Linked DNA regions of Mus musculus: region 2 is linked to region 1. The links are chromatin loops, found by intact Hi-C in ENCODE. Cell type or tissue: left cerebral cortex. All regions are shown on one strand. Links, peaks and the distances in the headings refer to the core of each region. The heading gives the core; the rest is flanking DNA. Region 1 overlaps Zfp385b (zinc finger protein 385B). Region 2 has its middle 24 kb from the start of Zfp385b.

Evidence for each region. Peaks named below come from ENCODE experiments on the same cell type or tissue, not always from the same donor. Only the 100,000 strongest peaks of a DNase experiment are listed, where the experiment ranks them.
Region 2: a loop joins it to region 1, with 2.9 times the contacts of the local background. A loop is called at or near these places in 2 of 42 quality-filtered maps.

The regions. Positions count from the first base shown.
Region 1 is chr2:77,749,635-77,760,598 of GRCm38, forward strand. The region is part of intron 1 of Zfp385b (zinc finger protein 385B); the gene reads right to left. Among named protein-coding and RNA genes, the nearest start is that of Gm35431, 10 kb to the right of the region's middle. In left cerebral cortex, for the core only: no CTCF peak of the experiment used is centred there; DNase peaks (open chromatin) are centred at 6,280, 7,064, 8,992, 9,199 and 1 more place; H3K27ac peaks cover 2,671 bases.
Region 2 is chr2:77,834,906-77,845,869 of GRCm38, forward strand. No RefSeq gene overlaps it. Among named protein-coding and RNA genes, the nearest start is that of Zfp385b, 24 kb to the left of the region's middle. In left cerebral cortex, for the core only: no CTCF peak of the experiment used is centred there; DNase peaks (open chromatin) are centred at 3,090, 4,776 and 6,688; H3K27ac peaks cover 1,099 bases.

The DNA.
Region 1 (10,964 bases), core at 1,695-9,694:
TTGATTCTCACTATGTCACTAAATCAGTTGGGGAATTAGGAGAGAGGTGCATATGATAAGAAACTTAAGAAACTTAAAATCTTACTGGGATCAAAGCCAACATACACTGTCTGTAATTTTAGGCACGGGTGTTCCAAATCTTAGCAGGATTGTTACTCTTAACAGGAAATTGTGCAATCTGAACAGGAAACAGAAGGGTCAAAGTAAACTTGGCAGTCATCTTGGATAACGTGTGAACTCTAGCTGGAGAAAATATGACAGGAAATAGAGAATTATTGCCTCAATCACAGAGGAGAGTAGAGACTCGTCCATGGTGACATCATAAAGGGAACAGTGAGTGAAGGGAAGCTAAGGAGAAAAGGAGCAGAATAATAAAAAAACAAAAAACAAAAACAAACAAAAAACAAAAACAAACAAACAAACAAACAAACAAAACAACAGTTCTCATATCAAAGCATTCTGGCTTTGGAAGAGGCCACTAGAGAAAGGTGAAAAATATTTCCTGGGGATGAAGAGATCTAAATGACTTTGAAGATAAAACTGCAGAGCACCTGTAATTTAAGAATGAAAAAGAAGAGAGGAGGAAGAGTTCTCAGAGGAAAGACACAGGGAAGGAGGTGGTTGGACATTTTCAAGGGGGATGAAAAGGATGAAAGATGCAGGATTGGGGGTCTGTTAGGAAAAGTTGGAGGAAGGTAGGAAGGGGAGATCTTATATGGAAGGTTTCTGTTTCCTGTCACAGTCTAAAACAACTTAGTGAAGATGAGTTCTACACACAGGTCAACTACTGAAGGCAAAGCAAGTGGGGATAGACAAAACTCCCTTGTTGAGGTTTGATCTTTTGCTATGTATTGTAATGCTAACTACTGGCCCCCAAGGCTTGGTTGCTCCCAGGGAGGAGAGAATCCACAGGTAGACCCAAGTGGTGCTAGGTAACCTTGCCCCCCCCCCCATTTCTGGTTGATGAATAAAGATGCCTGCGGCCTATAGCTGGACAGAAGATAGTTGGGGGAGGGGTGAGTTCTTGGGCTTGGGATTGGAGGCTAAGGACCATGACAAGGAGGAGGAGAGAAAGAGAAGGTGGAGCGGAAGGTGAGGAGAGGAGGAAGCTGCCATGTGAATTAAGAAAACATGGCCAACTGGAGTTAAGAACAGTCTAGATGGAACATGGCAAGTAAGAACTCAGGGTTATTGAAAGGGAAGTAGATTCTAATAGTTTAGAGGGTAGATATCTTCCCTGCTGTAGTGCTGATTAAGGCTTATTATAAATATCAAAGTTGTGTGTCTTCTATCTGAGAACTGAATGACTAAGGCAGGGTAGAAACTCCAGATTGAGACTAAATATTTTCTGCAACACTCCCCGAATGACTGTGGTGGCAAAAAGTCACACGGTCACCACCATCTTCCTCAATGATGATGGCTCTGACATGTGTAATATAAGTTACTACAGATTGACTATGAAATATCTCTGGTTAGGCTCATGTTTGAATGCTTGTCCCCAGCACTGGGTGGGAGATTGTAGAACTTGCAGAAGGTGGAGACTTGCTAGAGAAAGTTTGTCACTGGGGGTGTGGACTTTGAGGCTTTGTGTCCTGGTCTCTGTTTTCAGAGAAAGCCGAGCATACTTCACACTCCTGTGCCACACCTTTCCCACTATGCTGGGAATGTCTCATACTTCAAGGCAAAATGAACCCTTTCTCTACAAAACTACCTTCTCCTGCGAGTGGCTTCGAACAAGGAAAGAGTCAGCACTCAGGTGATTTCCTCTAAACCTGCTTCCCACCTTAATTTGTAAAATAAAGGAGAGTTGATGATTGGGCAGATAAAAGGGAAGGTGGAACAGAAGGTGGAAGAGAAAAAGGAGAAAATGGAAGAGGGAGACACAGAGGTGGAGGAGGAGGAGGAGGAGGAGGAAGAAGAGGAAGAGGAAGAGGAAGGAGAAGGAAGAAGAAGAAGAAGAGGAGGAGGAGGAGGAGGAGGAGGAGGAGGAGGAGGAGGAGGAGGAGGAGGAGAAGGAGAAGGAGAAGGAGAAGAAGAAGAAGAAGAAGAAGAAGAAGAAGAAGAAGAAGAAGAAGAAGAAGAAGAAGAAGAAGAAGAAGAAGAAGAAGAAGAAGAAAAGAAGAAGAAGAAGAAGAAGAAAAGAAGAAGAAGAAGAAGAAGAAGAAGAAGAAGAAGAAGAAGAAGAAGAAGAAGAAGAAGAAGAAGAAGAAGAAGAAGAAGAAGAAGAAGAAGAAGAAGAAAAGAAGAAGAAGAAAAGAAGAAGAAAAGAAGAAGAAGAAGAAGAAGAAGAAGAAGAAGAAGAAGAAGAAGAAGAAGAAGAAGAAGAAAAGAAGAAGAAGAAGAAGAAGAAGAAGAAGAAGAAGAAGAAGAAGAAGAAGAAGAAGAAGAAGAAGAAGAAGAAGAAGAAGAAGAAGAAGAAAAAAAGTGGAACAGAAGCAGATGGCCTGGAGAAACCTCAAGTTCTAAGGGGTCTCAGAGATGTGGAAGATGGTAGTGTAGGGCAGATCTGCCCAATCTAGGCACACAGCATGTATTCATATTAACTGAGTTGTGTTTTCATTGCCGGGGCCTATTTGGGTTGGAGATTTACCGCAACATAAACTAATACACAGGGGATTATAAATCTTGTATAAGCAAATAGCTATCCTTGTTTCCTTCAAGATCATAAAGTATAAATAACATCTCTATATTTAAAGGTCTAGAAGGGAATCTCAGTTTCATTCGCTTCCTTTGTTTCTAGGGTTAAGCAATCTTAATAGCATTGCTAGGGCTGTTGCTGTGAGTTGTCTCTGTGCAGTGCTTTGCAATAATGAAGCAGCAGTGCTCTTGCTCTGTTTTGGCAAACTTTAATCAAGGATACGTGTTTTACTTGTAGTATTATATGTATGATTGAGCTAGCATTACATTCTTATTTGGAATAATTGTATTTCAGCTTCAGGAGGAATCCCTAATCTAGCTAACATTCTGCGACCTTCACTGTGTCTGGAAGTTGGTCAACAGCTATGTAGCGAGCAAGAAGCACGGCTAGGCATGAAGGAAGTTTTTGCATTTCAACTGAAGAACAGATGGCTATAGACAATACCAATTCATTTCCTTTGTTTCCCATTGAGACAGAAACTATGGAAGGTTAATTTGGTTGCCCTTGCTGAGAATGTGAAGAAATACATTCACCCAAAACAATTAAATCTGGAGAAAAGTTGGAGCAATTATCTGAACAACCATTGGCCACCTAGGAATTGCATGTATTTTAAAAATTAAATTAATGGGGCTGGAGAGATGGCTCAGTTGTTAAGAGCACCGACTGCTCTTCCAGAGGTCCTGAGTTCAATGCTCAAGCAACCACATGGTGGCTCACAACCATCTGAAATGAGATCCAATGCCCTCTCTGATGTGTCTGAAGACAGAGACAGTGTATTCACATGCACAAAATAAATAAAATCATTTTATAAAGAGATTACCAAAGCAAAGGGGAGGGGGTAGGAGGGGGATGGTTGGGGGATTGTGGATGGGTAATTGGGAAGAGGGATATCATTTGAAAAGTTAAATGGATAAAATAATTTAAATTTTTTATTCTAAAAATAAGAGATTACATTTATTTTTAAAAAATTAATTAATATTTTTATACATGCTAGTGCTAGGCAAGTGTTCTACCAGAGTGCTATGTCCCGGACACTTAGATTGTTTTTACTTTAAGTTATTCATTCCTGGGAAGGTATACAAGTTGGCTCCATCCCAAAGAAGTGGAAAACAAGATGTCTTTATCAGTCAAAGCTTTGCAAATCACTCTAATTTAGCGTGTGTTCTACAGCCAATCAATGAACCTCTTCAAGCACAAAGCCTACCCCAGTCATTCTCCAGGCTGCTACTTTATCTAAAAAGGTGCAAATGGCATGAATTGTAGTCACTCCAAGAAATAAGGAGGACTGTGTTTTGCAAAAGACTTTGCCAACTTGGGGTTTTAAATTTGCACCTCCAGAGAGGACTTAAATAAGATGCTCTGATGGCTCACAGAGGACTTGAACTTTCATCTTTGAAAAGGTTTCCTAATCTCCCCTGGATCCTCAATGAGGGCACTCTCCCCCTGGGGCATCATGAGTGTTTTATCTGAGGATTGTTTCATATTACTGAAGATGTCATTCCCTACTCGCTGTAGGTTTCCCTCCTCCTTTGTGCACATGCATAGCAATGAGCCCCTCACATTGGGAGCCACTGCCCACCCCAGCCCACCAGCAGCACCACCAGTGAACACACTGTGCCAAGGAGAGCCTCTGAACAATTAGGGTGAGCCCCAACCCCTGAGCTGAGCTTCTGCTTGCTCCCTGTCTTGTGAGGAAGGGGAACAACTTGCCTCCTTAAAGAATCAGATAGTGGCTAGGATGGCTTTGGAGCAGGCTGAGTAGTTGGAGAGCCTCTCATTTAGCCAAAATGCAAATTACAATGTTCCCCCAAAAGACTTTAATCTGGGCAAAGAACTGATCAAGAAAATGGGAGAGGGGGAAGTGTAAATAAAACAGGGGATTCTGTTGCTTTAAAACTCCACCCCTTGTAAACTGCTGGAGCTGAGCAGAGAAGGGAAAGCTTGGAGCCCAAAGGGCAACTTTGCCGATGCAATGGCAGAGATCAACGTATTCCATCCCAGCATTTCAGGAAAACTGAAGGCAGTAAAGTACAATTTCTTCATAGAACTCTGGTAAGTTCTAAGAATCACAGGTAATACGTGTGAAATGACTGGAGCATCTATCTGTTACATATATTCCTGGTCTGTACAATTTTCATGGGTGTCTCACCTAAAATTATCTATCACTCCCTGGACCCACGTTATCTGGACGCAATTCCAGAGATAATATTTTATCCATAAATCTTTCAGTATGCCTCTAAAGCATGTGGATTTTTCCAACATGGTATAATGAGGCGATGCTGTCACACACTTTGAAGGGAAGTAATAACTCCTTAATATCATCAGATATGCAGTCAGTGTTCGTCCCCCAGCTGTTGTAGGCATACATTTTCCTAGATATTTGTCCACTTGACATATGAATAAAGTCTAAGTCAGTTGATATCTCTGAGACTATTTTAGTCTATAATTGCTCCTCACCTTTTCCCCTCTCTCCGTTTACTTGTGGGTGAGGCAGCTTGTTGGTACTTCAGAGCTCCCCGGGGCTGGGTTGTGCTGATTGCAGCCCCATGGTGCCTTCTAACGCCCTGCTTTGTTTTCCTTTTCTCTCTGAAAACTGGCAGGCAGATCAAGGCTTTGTCACACTGTTGTCACACTGGGATGTAATTTTCCACACTGATTGATCGCAGGGAGGCACACGAAGACTTTTGTCTCTCTTTTCATGACAATATACTTGATGGTCATTACCAGAAGCCATTATTGCAAAATGGTAATATTCTAATTCTGTCATTCACTCTTCATTGACTAGGGAGAAGATGCCTACAAGGAGAGAAAACCACCTCACCAAGTCTTAGTGATCCTGGGGTACAGGTCCTGTGTGAAAGACGATAAAATGGCGGTTTCCCCTTTAGTTATTACCAAATGCTGAGAAGATTCTTTTGAAAACTAGTGGCCACTCATGTATTCATCTTTTAGTGTCATTAAAAATGAGGATTTTTTGCTGGGCGGTGGTGGCACATGCCTTTAATCGTAGCACTTGGGAGGCAGAGGCAGGCGCATTTCTGAGTTCGAGGCCAGCCTGGTCTACAGAGTGAGTTCCAGGACAGCCGGGGCTACACACACACACACACACACACACACACACACACACACACACACACAAAACCTGTCTTGAAAAATAATAATAATAATAAATAAAAATGAGGATTTTTAGCACATCTTATTACTTTTGTCTTTGATTTATAATTAATTAATGTCCAATTTGCAGTATCTTTCAGTCTGAATAACATACCTAGATCTTGTCTCCCAAAATACCAATTAAGTAATTAAACTAGTTATTTCTGTTAAACTCCCAAATTTTCCCATATTGATATGTAAACAGTTCTAAACTGCATGCAAATTTCCTTTCTTCTTTTCTTTTAAGCAGTGCCTATCTTTTTAAACGTTTGTAATAGGAACTTTATGTGGAAGTAGCTTGGATTCAGAAGAGCCAAAGAGAAATGTGAGCTAAGGGCTGAGCAGCTGTATCACTTCACTGTGTGGATCTTGTGTTTGCTCATCCTCGAGAGGAAATGATCCTGACACGGCGTTGTGCTATGTGAAACTGGAATAACTATCCAAAAGCAGTGTGGGAACCCCAAAGGGCTCTGCAAATGTAAAGCATAATATTCATGGAATTAAATATCTGGTTTGCTAAAATCCAATCTTAAAGCTTTAATTTGTTAGTTTAAAATGGAGGCACCACGATCGTGAACAAGAACTCTGCAATTATTGGAGCTGTGGTTGGAACCCGTTTGCCTGAAGAGAACTCAGTTATAAATATCTGTCTTTGGACTTGACATTCAATTCTGAGATGAATCAAACATGTTTCAGAATTTTAATCTGACATCCAAGAGCTAAAACTCTGAAAGCAGATAAAGCATTTTCTGAGAAAAAAAGCAACTTGTTAATCTCAAGTGCCTTTTTAATTCCAGCAGTGATTATTCAATGTAGAAAATACAACTTCAGATAGAAACTCATTTCTGAAAATTTATCTCCAATGCTTATGCATAATCTAAGTTAGAGAAGAAATGCGTCTATATTTTATAAGAAAAATAAAGCTAACATTCATCTTTTTTTCTTATAAAACTTTTTAAGCAATCATAAACCACAAAGAAATGATGTATCGCCCAAGCTCCAATGTGGAAGACTAAATAAAGCACTAAAGCAAGAGGATAAATACGAGGCTTGCAGCACCACATGGAAAGGTGTCAGCTCTCAGCCATTCAAACTATCCACTCCTTCCAATAAACTCCAAGTGTGACTTCTACTCATAACCAACGGTGTAATGTGTAAATGTGCCTGATTGCTTTTAACCAGAGATCTGTCTGAAGGATTAAACTTTAAACGGCCATACCTAAGCTTATAAGCAAACGTCAAAACCAAGACTACATATAGCTCAAATTTCGCACTTATCTGTCATGTGTGTTTCCATCTAAATCCCGCGTGCTGTTAGCACTAACATCTCTAACCAACCAGCCGTGTCCTCTCCTATCACTGGGCTGGAAGAAGAGCAGAATTTGGCTATGAATTGTTTCAAATGCACACAAAGACAGGGGAGGCACTGGTATCTGGTACCAGACTCAACACCAGGCACCGGTCCTGTTTACACTGCCTTGCCTCCACAGAAGCCCTTCAGAGCTGACCACAGATTTGAGGCGGAGTTCCACATAGAGCTGAGACATGCTCTTACATGACCAAGGTTGCTACTTTCACCTAACAACCACCGGTTCGGTGCTTTCCTTTCTTACCTAGTGCATAGTGAAGGTTCTCAGGTCCTTCAAAAATCACTGTGGATTCAAACTAGCATCCCAACGGCACACGTTTCTTTCGCAGGAAATCCCTCCTTTTCTTTTAAAATGTATATCTTCAGACCCTAATTTTTTTTTTGCTATTTACTGTTGTTTTTAATTTTTATTAGATATTTTCTTCATTTACGTTTCAAATGCTATCCCAAAAGTCCCCTATACCCTCATCCCCGCCCTGCTCCCCAACCCACCCACTCTGGCTTCCTGGCTCTGGCGTTCCCCTGTACCTGGGGCATATAATCTTTGCAAGACCAAGGGCCTCTCCTCCCAATGATGGCCGACTAGGCCATCTTCTGCTACATATGCAGTTAGAGACACGAGCTCTGGGGGGTACTGGTTAGTTCATATTGCTGTTCCACCTATAGGATTACAGACCCCTTCAGCTCCTTTGGTACTTTCTCCAGCTCTTCCACTGGGGCCCTCTGACCCTAATTTTTACTAGGGGTTTTTGTGCTTATCATCTGGCTTAATCTCAGAATATTTTCAAATATTCCCAATGCCTTGACCTTCTGAGCCATCTCAAGGTCCCTAAGAATACCTTTAGTGTGCTAGAATCGTAGTGATTGGAACAGGAGCATTCTCCTGCAGAGCATGGAACTGCTGCTCAGAAGCTGTTCTGTTAACCTGGACCAGAGACAGTGTCAGGAATTAAAATGGCTCCATTACACTCTCCCACCTCAATATGTACTCCCAAAGACAATCTGATCAGCGGGCATATTTGTTGACAAATATTCCCTCCCCTAGCAAAGCTCCTAACTCCCTTCTTTGCACAAGAGACCAGGTCACATTTTTAGAATATCACTTCTGGCATTTGCACCACTACATGGTAAATCCCAACAGGACAGAAATTGTGCTTTATTGAATTTTGCATCTCTAGAGTGTAGCACAATGGCATATTTAAAAAACCCTGGGAGGAAAGTGCAGCAAAATGAATGGCTCACACATCCCACAGTGAGAGCAGGACTCAGGAGGCAGGGATGTCATTATTCCCCCCCAGAGAAGTCTTCCAATACATCTGTAGTGAAATCTCAGCACCATAGAACAAGAGGGATGGAAAGTGGTGAGACGCAAAATTATAGAGCATCTGAAGGAAAGAGAGGGAAAGGTCACGGGAGGGGAGAATCTGGGGGAAGAAATCATATACTTTCAAGTAAGAAATTGCTCTGACATACTGAAATGCAAAGGAAACCAAATTGTAGTTAATAAGAGGCCTTGGGCCCATCATTCTGTCTTTGCATGGGGAAAAAAATCTCGGGCTGATTGGCAGTTAAGACATTTTTCAGTATTGTCGGGACTGAGATTACCCAATTCAATCCATGTTTAACCGTCTTCATTGTGCAGAACGCTGAAATCACATACACTTCAGCTTAAGCTCCGCTCTTCTTCTTCTAGCGTGAGAGGTGAGCAGCTGGCTGCCATACTGAGCAGAGACCCTGCGAACACACACTGCTCATCCCAACCTTTAAAATATGCAGCCCTCTTCACACCCTTCTCTTTTGCATCCCGTTGGGAATGTTCCATTATGTAATTGAAATCATCTCTGCCGCCACCCCCAGCCCCCACCCGACACATTCCTTAACGTCACCCCTCCAAGCCCCTTCTGCTGCTGAGTTGCTCTTGTTTCACTGACAACATCAACCGCGTCCCCACTCTGAAATTCACATCCTGTTTTTACGTCGTCATAAGAGAAAGGCTTATTTTAGATAATAATTTACCTTACATTTCATTCCTTGTTTTGAAGTGCCCCGTGATAAAATTAAAACAGTCTCAATCAGAATCAAGCGACCAACTTTTTTAAACAGCCTCCATCTGTCTTGGGAAAATCTGCCTTGCTAGAGATGTGTAGATGAATTTTAGCACAAATTAAACCTTACAAAAATCACTCCTAAAGTATTTTCTATGAGTGGTCCATGCTCTGCCCTTACATCACCCTCTGATCATGAAAAACAGCACAGCCATTTTGAAGCTGAATGCCCTCAATGCGAACAGTCCTTCTCATACACTGCAAATCTGTAGACCAGGTCCTGAAGGCAAAGTGACTGGGCTCAGGGAAGGCGTCTGGTAAGTGTTCCCCATGAAGTTCCGCTGTCTGTTTTAAGGTTTGCTATTCTGCTGCCCTTCACTGCCAACCAAACGCCTTAGCAGACAAACCTCTGGATCATGGGGCTAAACACTTCTAGCCTTAGAAACCAACACCAAATAAGAACCCACAGCTAACCCTTAATTACAGAGTCCTACTCATGAGCATTTTACAACAGTGACGCAATTAATTTAATTTTGGAATGCTCTATCGAGAGGAATGCTTTTATTGTCCATGTGTCACAGATGAAGAAACAGACGCCCAAAAGGTTTCAACAATTCGCCTCAAGTCACGCACGATTTGTTCAATTCGGAATCTAGTTTTCACGGCAAGCTGGTAATGGCGTGTCGTAAATGACCCAAGATGTACAACTTTACGCCACAAGTTGCTCATCTGCTAAAGTAAAACTACTCTTTATGAGTTTTAGACTAATTATATTTATCTTATATGTAAGAGTCTGCGCACATGTATGTCTGTGTACCACATGGATCAAGTGTTCACAGAGGCAAGAAGACGGTATTGGATCCCCTAGGATTACAGTTACAGACAGTTGTGAGAATTGTCACCCTGTCAGTATTGAGAATTGACCCTAAGTTCTCTGGAAGAGAGTCAGTGGTCTTCACGTTGGGTCATATGCCCAAGCCCCAAGACATTCTTAATAAATATGAACATAGCCCAAAAGTAGTGTTATCTCAGTTAACAACAACTAGAAAAGATAACATGGCTTGAGATGGAGTAGTATCATTCCTGAGAAATGATAAGCGGTTGAGAGTATTTTTATGTGTACTTGAGTATATTTACCTGACGTTTAAACAAAGATTTCTTTTTAAAAACTGTACAATTATTAGATGTTAATATAAAATTGTTTTTAATTCAAAAACTTTTCACACAAATGCTTTTTCTAAATAATAGACTATGTCATCGGTCTCACATATTGAGAGTTGTAGGCTCCTTGAGATTTTATACAGTATCATTATGAAACCACAACCAATACACAGGTTCAAATTCCCAATATGCAGAACAATAGATCAGGAAGTTATCAGCCTTTCATTTACTGAATACAAAGTCTCAGACTGGATCCTATAAAAAACCAAGAAAAGAAAGTCCTTGTAAAAAGAGGTTGGCCTCTATTGTCAAAAGAAAAAAAGAAAAAGAAAAAGAAAAAGAAAAAGAAAAAGAAAAAGCGGTATCGGGGCATTTAATAAGAACTAAACATCTTTCTGGAGCCTGAAATGGCCATCTCCTGTAACCAGGTGAGACTTCCAATGGAGGGACTGGGATACTAACCCAGCCATTAATCCTTTGACCTACAATATATCTTGCATACAAGATGTGCAGGGGTAAAGATAAAGTAGAAACTGAGGGGATGGTCAACCAATGACTAGCCCAGCTTGAGACCCATGAGAGGGGGCACACACCTCAC
Region 2 (10,964 bases), core at 1,725-9,724, 85 kb after region 1:
TGTCACCAAGCCTTATGACCTGAGCTTAATCTGAAACCAAACTGGAGGAGAGAATGCATCCCTGCAAGTTTTCCTCTGCTTTCCCCATGCTCCGCATGCTTTGTCGTCAAGTGCAAGCATATATACATATGTAAACAAATTTAAATACCCGTTTTAAATATCACATACTTAATAAAATATATCTTATGTCCCCAAATTATTCTTGGAGTTTTCTCTGTGAAACTTTCATACTCTATGGCAAGATATCAGATGAAACACAGGATGTCTTGAGTGTTGTCTACTGTACTAGATGACACATGATATTAAAGAAATCACCCCATATCATCTTTGATGCTAACAAGCACTTGACCTTGGCATTCATGGCGTGCACAACAAATGAGAGGTACTACCACTTTGGCTCCATGAATTAGTTAACAACCAACAAGGAAGATTACTTTTTGCTAACAGAAAGCCACTCAAGAGTGGGTTCTTGACTTTTATGTCTTGTAATCCTTCCCATTTTAGAGTGCTAGATTCTTACATTTAAAGAAAACACACATCTGTGTTTATAGCAGATGGTATGTCGACGTTTCCTATTATTATTCATTCTTCTGTCCATTGCTAGAGATGTTACAAGTGTCTTCTACATGTCTCCCCACTCCCACAGGCTGAAAATAGAACCCAGCTTTAAACATAGCATTAAAAAAAGAAGCAGAGGAGAGTGCAAGGGAGAGCCTGTAGATTATAAAATTAACTTTGACCTTCCATCACTTGGACACTTTGAAAAACAATGTACTTGCAGCATAGTCAAAGCAACTTTTTGCTTGTTTGTTGTTTGTTCATTTGTTTCATAGATATATGTGAAAGGAAATTTCTTTACTTTTAAAAACTGGGCATTATATAGCACCATACTCACGGGGAATGATAAATCTCACTTGAAAAGCCATGATTTCTTTTTCAAGTTCTTATTTAGTTCTGCTTATTTATCTATTTTTGAAATGTTATGCATATGACTATTTAACCACATGAAAGTCTGTGTACATGTGTGTGCAGTGACCAAGGAGACCAGAAGAGGGCGTTGGATCCCTGGGATTGGAGTAACAGACCATTGTGAGCTGAAACATGGAGGCTGGGAGATGAATCTGGGTCATCTGGAAGATCAGCAAGCGATCTTAGTCACTGAGCCAACTCTCCAGCCCTGTCTTAATTTTATAATGAACAAATAGTCAACTCATATTTGCTAACTCTACACAGTTCAATGTTTAACTTAATGACATTTATTGGAAATTAAGCCAAAGTTATAAATTTCCTTACCAGAGAATACACTGATAAAACCCAGAACTGAAGCTTCACAGGGACTCGGGGTGCATTCACTTGGCAGTGGCTCAAGCCAGCAGCTAGTGAGGCTCCACTGCTCACATCTCTAGGTTTTGCAGTACCCTCTTCTCTCTGCAGATCAGGGCCTGGACATAGACTCTGCACTATCCTCCGCTTCAGTGATTCACTGAATAATACTTACTGAGAACCTACCATGTAGACCATACATTCAGAGCTACTTCTCTTGCTTTCACTGTTTTATTTATTTGACAAAATGATACACATATATTGTATTCATCCTCCATTACCTTATCCAATCCCTCTCTCACTCCTGCTGAAGCCCTGTCCTCCAATAGTGTTTCTCTTGCTTTCATGTCCTTGGGGGTGATTAACTCAATGAGTTTAGTAGGATTACTTCTTCATGAGCATGGAGCAAATTCTTTCCATGATGTCAGAATTTGGAAGAACACTGGGAAACAAGGAAAAAACAAAACAAAACAAAAACAAAAACAAAACAAAACAAAACAAAAACAAAAATAAAAACAAAAACCCTACTTCATTCTAAAAATTGTCTACCTGAGACTTGAGACCAGATCTTAGTTCATTCTCCATGAAAACAAGACAAAACAAAACAAAACCATACACAAACAAAATACCAAACAAAGCAAACATACAAAAACCTGTTTCTACTGCGGAGGAAAATAACTCAAGCTCATTGCTAGTTATGAGGCTTAGAGCATAAACTGCCTATGAGAGATTCCTAAGGGAAAGAGAGGCCAAGCACACTTTTTGTAAATGGCACTTTCAACTAATTGGCCAGTGGAAAGGTAGGGGGTTACTTTAAAGTGGCTTTATGTAACTAACATTTTCCAAGGTTTACTTTCACAAGAAGAAAGGAAAGTGACATTGCATGAGATTGCAGAATAAAGGACTTGTATCACTGAACCACTGTTCTTGGGAAATTAATAGACTCCCAAATCAGGCAAGATGATTAATACTGGCTTTCATCTGATCTATCAGCCACAGTGACAGGCACAGCATGCCCCTGACTTTTCCTGGCAGTACCATTTAATAAAAAAGAGAGAGCCTAAGAGAAGATGATGGAAGGGGAAAATACAGAAGCTTTCTGTATTGGGTAAGAAACTTCTTGATTGACATGCTGGGCTTCTTATGTTCGGTTCTTTATCAGCTCTTGGTAGGTGGACATTTTCTTGCTAAGACTACAGGCAAAAGGTGTTAGTTTTTTAGAGTGGAGATGACAATTTTATAAGAGAAAGTGATGGACAGTTTCATATTTCTAAAGGAAATGACATTTGCAAAGATATAAATAATGATGATAAGAGGAGAGTGGATGTGCTGATCGTGGGTGTGATTTACAATAACGTTAATGTGAAACTTTGGCTAAACTCATCCATTTCAGAAGACTGTAAGGCTGGGTAGAAGGTGGTTAAGAGGGCACTGGTTTGTGTTCTTGTTCTCTCTAGTCTCAAGGTCTGATAAGGAAGACCAGAACCTTAAAAAAAATTAACCTTCCTAGGTCCCTGTCTCTTTGATGAAGCCAAAGCCGACTTGACAGAGGTGAACGATGACTTTGTCGATGAGAAGAATGAAATCTCCAAGCCACTGTGTGGAACGCTCACACTACTATGGGAACCCACAGCTTTTGCAGAGTCAACCTGGCATCGTGCCCACCGTTTTTCTTACGACTCTTGCCCTGAGTGTTAGTTACCTTAGTTCAGAAATTGAATCCACGGTGCCTTTTCTCTCCTCAATGCTTTCCCTGATGCTGTTCCCTGGCTCCTGGCCCACTTTAGAGTTCCACTCTTGTCCTTGTCAGCATTTCCTTCTGAGCCTTATCCAAGGCTCTTGCTTCGTTTTGCTCTGAGAGGTTTCGTCAGAGACCATTGCTTCCTCTCTATCCTGTATAGCCTCCCTCTAGGGATTCCTCTGAGCACTTCAGATGGGGATGTGCTCTTGCATAGTGTGTGTGTGTGTGTGTGTGTGTGTGTGTGTAGAAATATCTTTCCCTGAGTCTGAGGTTGGATGTTCACATGTGTCCCCCAATATTTGCTCCTTGCATATATTGGAATTTCATTAAGCCTCTGCTCTGTGTCAAAGCTCACCATTCCCTGTAAACATACAGTCATTCTTCCAAAGATCTTAACATGGGAAGAACAGCCAGTGTCAAGATCATAGCATGGTAGTGCCAAGCCAAAGGCTGACTGACTAGCTTGTGTGAGAGCAGTATCATAGGATTGGCAGCTGTGCTGATTGATTTTAACTGTCAACTTGACACAACCTAAATCAGTGGGGAAGAGAGTCTTAGTGAGGAGTTATCTAGATCAATGTGACCTGTGTGGTCTGTGAAGGGGTGGATAATGGACAGCATTGATTGATTGGTAATAGAGTTAGGAAGTCCCACCCTAGATGTGGATAACACCATTTAATGAGCTGAACTCAGAACTGTTGAAGAGTAAAGACAGCTGAGCATAAGCAGAAAGATGGAGCAGATACCTTTGTCTCTTTGTACTTTCCTATGGTGTGTGGCCTGCTGCTTTAGATTCCTGCTACTATGACTCCTCTGCAATTGTGAACTGTAACCTGGAAATCTAAGACAAATAAGCCCTTCCATTTCATCAGTCTTTTATAATAGGACCTGAAGGGAAATTGGGACAGTAGATCACATGACACCCTTCATTAAGAGCCAGTTCTATGCCCTAATCTCCTGGTATTGCTCAATGTATTGGTTAATTCATGTGCTTGCTGGGACAGAGTGCCTAAGCAAAAGTCCAAAGGAAGAAGAGCTTATTTTGGTTTGTGGTGTGAGCATGGAGCCCATCATGGTGGAAAGGGCGTGGTAGCAGGGTGTGAAGCATCTGGTTACATTGGTACTATGGCTTAAAAGCAGAGAGAGTCAAATGCTGATGCTCAGATTTGTTTGTTTGTTTGTTTTGTTTTTCTTTATTTTATTTTTCTTTCTTTCTCAGTCTGGGATCCATATCCATGTGTCAGTAGTATTGACATTCAGGGTGGGATTCCTCTCTTCAGTTAAACCTCCCCAGAAAACACCCCCACAGACATGTCTAAAGGTGTGTCTCCTAGATTATAAAACCTATTAAGTTGTCAATGCAGATCAACTATCACATTTCAAAGACTTTTTACAGAGTCTCTTTGGTAGGCCAGACATTATTCTGTAGTCTATATAGCTTGATCACCAAACAAGACAGAACTGTTTTCACAGAACCTATGTCCCAGTGTGTCGCAGGTCCTTTCTTCCCACTGCAACACAAAGGACACGGACACCAAGGTGGGAGACCAAGGCAGGTTCACACAACGGCTTCTTTACTTGTGGCTTTTTTCCTTTTCTGTCCTTCTCGCAGCTTTTCTTACAAAACTCCCCTTACAACCGCTTCTCTTACTACAACTCGCTTCTACTTAGGGCAAGGGCTAAAACAACTCCTATCCTCCCGCCTACTGACCTCATCTAGCTCCACCCCACCTCATCGAATCAGAATTTACACACGCTCCAGGCACGAGCTCAGGTCGGATACCGATAGGCTGACAGGTCCAGATCACGAGGGAATGAGGGACAGTCTAGCCCGGCAGGCAGCCCACGCATGCAGCCTCACTGCGCATGCTCAGGCAAGGCAGTAACCATCTTGGCCTATGCGGGCCGCACCCGCTTCCCACACCAGTGGAAACAAAACTCCACAAGGTTTCACAGAAGTAATTGAAATAGAGAACGAAGAAGACGGTGGTGGTTTATGAGAAGAAAAATAAATCAAGGAAGGGGGACATAAACTATGAGACAGACAGTATATCACCGTATGGGGCACCAGGGCAATGTCCCTGAGTGACTTCTGCTCTGCAGGCCTTGCTCTGGGGATGCATAATCCAGGCCCCTCCCAGGAAGCCTGAGCTGGAGCAAAAAGCATAACACCAAAACAGAAGGCACTCAATGGCCTCAGATGTATTTGAAGAAAAGTATGGTTTGATTGTGTACCCCTAGTATCTGACCTTCCCTCATTTTCTCCCGTGGAAGTCCCTTCTCAGTCCAGCATCATCTTTCTTGCCTTTTAATTTCCACAAATTGACTTTCTACAAAACTTAGTATAATCAAAGATTAAGTTTCTGGAGATCTTTGACCCTAAATTGACCCAATGTCAGAATATATATATACATACATGCATATATATATATATATATATATATATATTCCCCAGGGGAACATCAATTACATTCTTCATTCTTAAAAAATTCAAACCACTCACTAGTACACATACATACATGCTATTTCTCAATCCTAGACAAAGACAAAAAACAGACTCCTTCTAAAAAAGTGATTTTTTTAACCTGCCATCTGTTATGGACCCCATGGAGAATCTTATAAAAGATATGAAAACAGATTCAGGACAAAGTGCACTTTTTCTTCCAAGGGACTATCGGTTTCACACAGTGTTGGATGCCTCCACGCCATTGAGATTTAGAATAGCTGATGTGGAAGAAAAGGTCTTCCTTTTCAGAAAGCTATTAGATCTGCCAGGATCTGTCAAACTTCAGAGTTACAGCTTTAGTGTCTCTGCTTACTATAAACATACCATGGCTTACAGTTCACGAATAAGAATCTAATCTCTCCCATCGCATCCGAACAGCCTCAAGGTAAGATCTGGTGGGGGGGGGGGGGGGGAGGGAGCTAGTAACAGTTCAGTTCATTCTAGCCTCTTTGGAGATAGCTCCATCAGACAGCTGCATGAGGTACCCTCTGGGCACAGTCTCCCTGACCCTTCCCAGCTTCTCTGTGACCCTCTCTGCTAGCAGCCCTGTCCCAGGAGAAGCACGGAGTTATGCAAACAGATTGAGCTGTCTTAGAAAGATTCTTCCCCCTTCTCAGTATCAGTGGGTGCTCTTCTGTCCTAGCATCTTTCCCGAGACTCACCTGGAATGGCCCCAGAAAGCTGTCTTTAAGCCCTGAAGCTCTGATCCAGCATGCAAGGGGGAGAGAGAGAGAGAGAGAGAGAGAGAGAGAGAGAGAGAGAGAGAGAGAGAGAGAGAGATTGAGATTTTTTTTTTCTCCTCATACCTGCTAAGCTACCAGAGCAGCTCTGTGGATTTGAGCTTAATCACTGAAGTTACCAACTCCCCTCGTCGCATTGCTACTGCTGGCTGGGAGCTGGTCCAGAAGATGCAACGATTAAAATATGTATCTATGTTTCGCCTTTTGTTTTTATATCACAAAAAGAGAGGTGCTGTTACTCTAATTTTAATAAGTCTCAGAATGCTTCTCCCACTCTTTTCCTGTTCCCACACATTCTCCTCTCTAACTGCATCGGCGTGTGAACTTAGTGTTCTCACTGAAGGAGCTGAAATGGCAATGTGTTTAGGATGGCTGAAGACAGAGCTGCTTTGACAGAGCAACTGAGTCCTTATCTGGTGCTTGACACGTTTGCAATCCGTTACACTGGGGTGTGTTGGAGGGGCGGGTTTTGTTGCTTTGGTTATGCTAAATCTATCTCTAGGAGTGAACTGATTTATCATCTGGAAAGTGTGGCAGCCCGAAGAACAGCATATGGGTTCCTAAATGCAAAGTCCTCCTCTCTGTTGACTGAGAACTAGAGCCCAGCCTTCTTGAGAAGTACTTAGTAAGAAAAGAGAAAGGAGACAGACCCGTGAGAAAGAAAGCTCCCGTTTCTCTGATAGTCTGCAACTCTATAGAGGTTTTCTCATCCTCGGTGAGGACAACCTCACTCAGAAAAACTCACCGCCATAGGAAACCACTGTGGCTGCAGAGTCTAGGAAAGGACGTTGTTAGACTCTTTACTGGACAAATGAACGTACTGTGTTTGCATGGTTGCTCCACACTTCTGCAAGGTGTGGCACAGATATGCCTAAGGTAGTATCTATGCAAGGATAGATCACAGATCAAGGGCTCAGTCCTGTCCTGCAGAAGGAGCATGCTCGTGTAGTTATCTCTTGCAGGGCAACATGTGAAAATACATTCACTGTGGCTGTTAGCAAAAGTCCTTGACATCAGGTGGAAAGTGGCCAGCTTGTGACCAAACACCTTACAATACAATACATAGACCCAGTTCCCAAGCTCAAAATGGCAAGAGTGTCACATTTGGAAATCTGCTACTGCAGAGAACTAGAGGTTGGAGATTTGAGAGACAGGGAAAGAAGGTACAGCCTGTGCCTGGATAGATGCAGAAATTCGGTCTTTTCCATCAAAACTTACAGATTCTCCTGATCTAAGAATAAGACCAGGATAGTTCTGGCTGGATATTTCACGAAAGAATCTGACAATAGTATTGATTTGCTGATAAAAAAGAAATACACTCTCTCATGTATGCTGGTAGTTAGTGACCACCCCCCCCCCCTTCTTCCTGGGGAGTCTTTGATGTTGTCTCTGGAAATGCATGGCATCAAAAGGCAAAGCAAATAGACTTAGGTCCCTCTGAGCTCCAACAGTGTGGAACTGTAAACTAATAAAATTCCAGTCCTTTGTGCCCTGGACAACATTGGGTTTTGTTTTGTTTTGGTGGTTTTGTTTGTTTGTTTGTTTGTTTTGTTGTTTTGTTTTGGTGGGTTTTTTTGTTTTTTGTTGTCGTTTGTTTGTTTGTTTGTTTGTTTGTTTTTGACAAAGTTACAGTTTATTTTCTGGGCAGAACACATTGTGAGCAGCTGTCGGCTTAAGAGGAAAGAATCATGCCCTGCCCCTCCGGACCACAGCACTGGGTCTGAAAACGCCCTAGGAAGGGTTTCATAGTAATTGTTCTTCAAAAAGAGCCTGAGATCCATGAAAGGCCCTGTCTCTCCTCACTCCCTGGGCAGCATCCCCAGCACTGGAGCCTGTGAGTATACTTTGAGTTCCCCTGCCTTCCCTGTTTCCTGCTTTCTCCATCCTCACATGCAGGACCATTAAGGAGTGTCCCACTTCCCCTTTTGTACCCCAGTAACCTCTGAAAGTAGAGATGGATTCCTACATTTCTAAGCTTCCTTCCTTCTTCTGCTAGCACGTCTGGAATTTTGTTGACTGATCACTTGCTTGTCCTTTGCCTGAGGTACTCAGAGGTCCTGGGCATGGATTCTGGCAGCACAGCGGGCTGCTCTGTGGGTGACAGGCACGATGGACCACCTGGGACATCTGCTTTCCTCTCATCTCATTCCTACCTTGCAGTCTTGCCCTATATTCCTCAAGATTACATAAGAAGGTCTTTAATGGGCTGACTCTGAGAGAGGACCCAGTGATAGCAGGAGAGACTTTAGTCGGTGCTGTACTTAGAGGGTAAGTCCGCAGAAACCGAGGCTATTTCTAAAACGGTTCGCAAAAGTAGCTTAAAAAATAATGGAGATTCTAAAACGAGATCATTTCCTGATGAAAACTCTAGAGCTTGTTCAATTTTTAATTCTTTTTGAAATCAGCATGGTTTCCCTACTTCCTATAAAGGTATTTAGAGAAAAAGAAGTCCTTGATTTTGCCCTTTGGATACATTTCTATGAGTGTGGTTCCCACTTTAAATTCCAATAACTATTTTGAGGAATTGGATATTTGTTTAAAAACAAATGCATAGCAACAAATATTTATTTATCATTTAAATGTTGTCACAGTATAAAGCCATGAACATATCCTTGTCATTATTGAAATTGCTTGAGTTTTAATTAAGGATTAAGGCAATTCATGTTTGTTTTGCTCTAAGTTGAGACAAGCTCTCACTCTGTAGCCCAAGCTAGCCTCAAACTCATGACGACCCTACTATTTCAGCTTTCTGAGTGCTAGGATTATAGCCTCTGTGCCCTAGCACTTGGAAATTTGAACTATAATACCATCTAAAACGGAGAGGTCATATTTCTATAGATTTTTTTTTAAATCTCAGAAGCTTGCAACATGGTTGGAGGGGTGGACAGATAACTCAGTGGTAAAAGTCTTGTGACTTCAAAGATAAAATGTCCATGTCTGTTTGTCAGCAATGACTTACAATGATACAAAACAGAGATCAATAACACAAAAGTAACCTGCATTAAAATGTAAGAGTGCTGAAAAAATGTGCCTGCCCAGAGAAATACTCAAGAGCTTCTAACTCTACCACACTAAAATCATACTATACCATAGACATACTCTACCTGGGAATATAATCAGGAAAGTCATTAGGAATCCTTTCACAGTTTCTCCTTTATTGATTGATTGATTTACTTATTGTATTCACTATGCTTACTCTTCCTTCCCAGAGCTCATATTTAACGGGCTGCTCATATTGGAACTTGTGACTATCTATCTGCATTTGGAAGTTGGGGATTGACCTACATGATTGCATTGGATGACAAACACCCAAACACATGGTCATCAGTACCACTTAGCTGACATTTTCATTATTCAGCTGGACTCTAATAAAGTCACTCCTGGTAAATTACATCATCAGAAGATAAGTGGTTTGAACTTCAGCAGCCACATTCCCATAAGAACTAACATCTTTAAGCTGTGCCCAATGAAGCAAAGGTACTTTCCCTATAGCAATGTGCAACACAGAGTCTGCCCTTATCCTCTGAGCCATTTCTCTTTCCCCGATTTTAAATTCTCTAATAATCACATTTAAAAAGCTAGATAAGTAGGGAGGAGCCATGGTCAGGATGTAAATAAATAAATAAACAAATAAATAAATAGATAGATAGATAAATAAATAAGTTTTAAAAAGCTAAATGAGTAGGTGAAGTTAATGCCAGAATATAAGAGTTGGTTTTCATACTAAGCCTTTAAAATCAAACACGTGCTTTACACATGGAGTCATTCTGAATTTCTAGCACGTAGCGTTAACAGGCCAGAAGTTACTAGACTAACAGTACAACTTCAAGTTAGCAATGTGAGCTACAACTGTTTTTATTGCTAAAGGGATAAACAGCCCAAGGAAGGGTAGCAAAACTCAACCCCCCCACCCACCGCAAAAAAAAAAAACAAAAAAAACAAAAAAAACAACCTCACGGATTCAGACAGTGGAATTTAGATAGCTTTAACTGGTGATATTGGTAATATTTTTAGAAGGTAAAAGTGAATTGTGTTGTATGTATGGAAGGAGACACATGCAATAAAAATGATCTGGAACTACATGCAATAATAAGGATTAAGGTCTGTTCTAGTTTCTTTTTTTTTTTTTTTTTTTTTTTATGGCTGTGATGCAATACTCTGATTATAAGCAACCTGGTGAAGAACAGGTTCATTTGGCTTACAGTTCCTAGTTGAAGTCCATTGCTTCGGGGAGTTCAAGGCACAGTCAGGAGCAGAAAGAATTACCTTTCTTTAAACATGTGGATACTAGACTGCCTGCTCACTCTCATCTGTCTTTCCCCTGCATATGTAGTTCAGACCCAACTGCTTAGGGAAAGGTTACCCACAGTGGGCAGGGTGTTCTACATCAATTAACATTAAGATGATCTTTAAAAATATGTCCGCAGACCAACCTGATATGAATAATTCCTCATTAATGTTCAATCTCAATTAATATTGGGTTCGAGTTGTGCAGCCTTCACTGACAAAACTCACCAGCACAAACTTCTAGATATAGTAGTATAGATTGAGAGAAACAAAATATAAAGAATTACATATTTCATACATCTGAATACATATGAACTTCAACACACACACGCAAAGACACAAAAACCACTCGAAGAATAGAATCAAC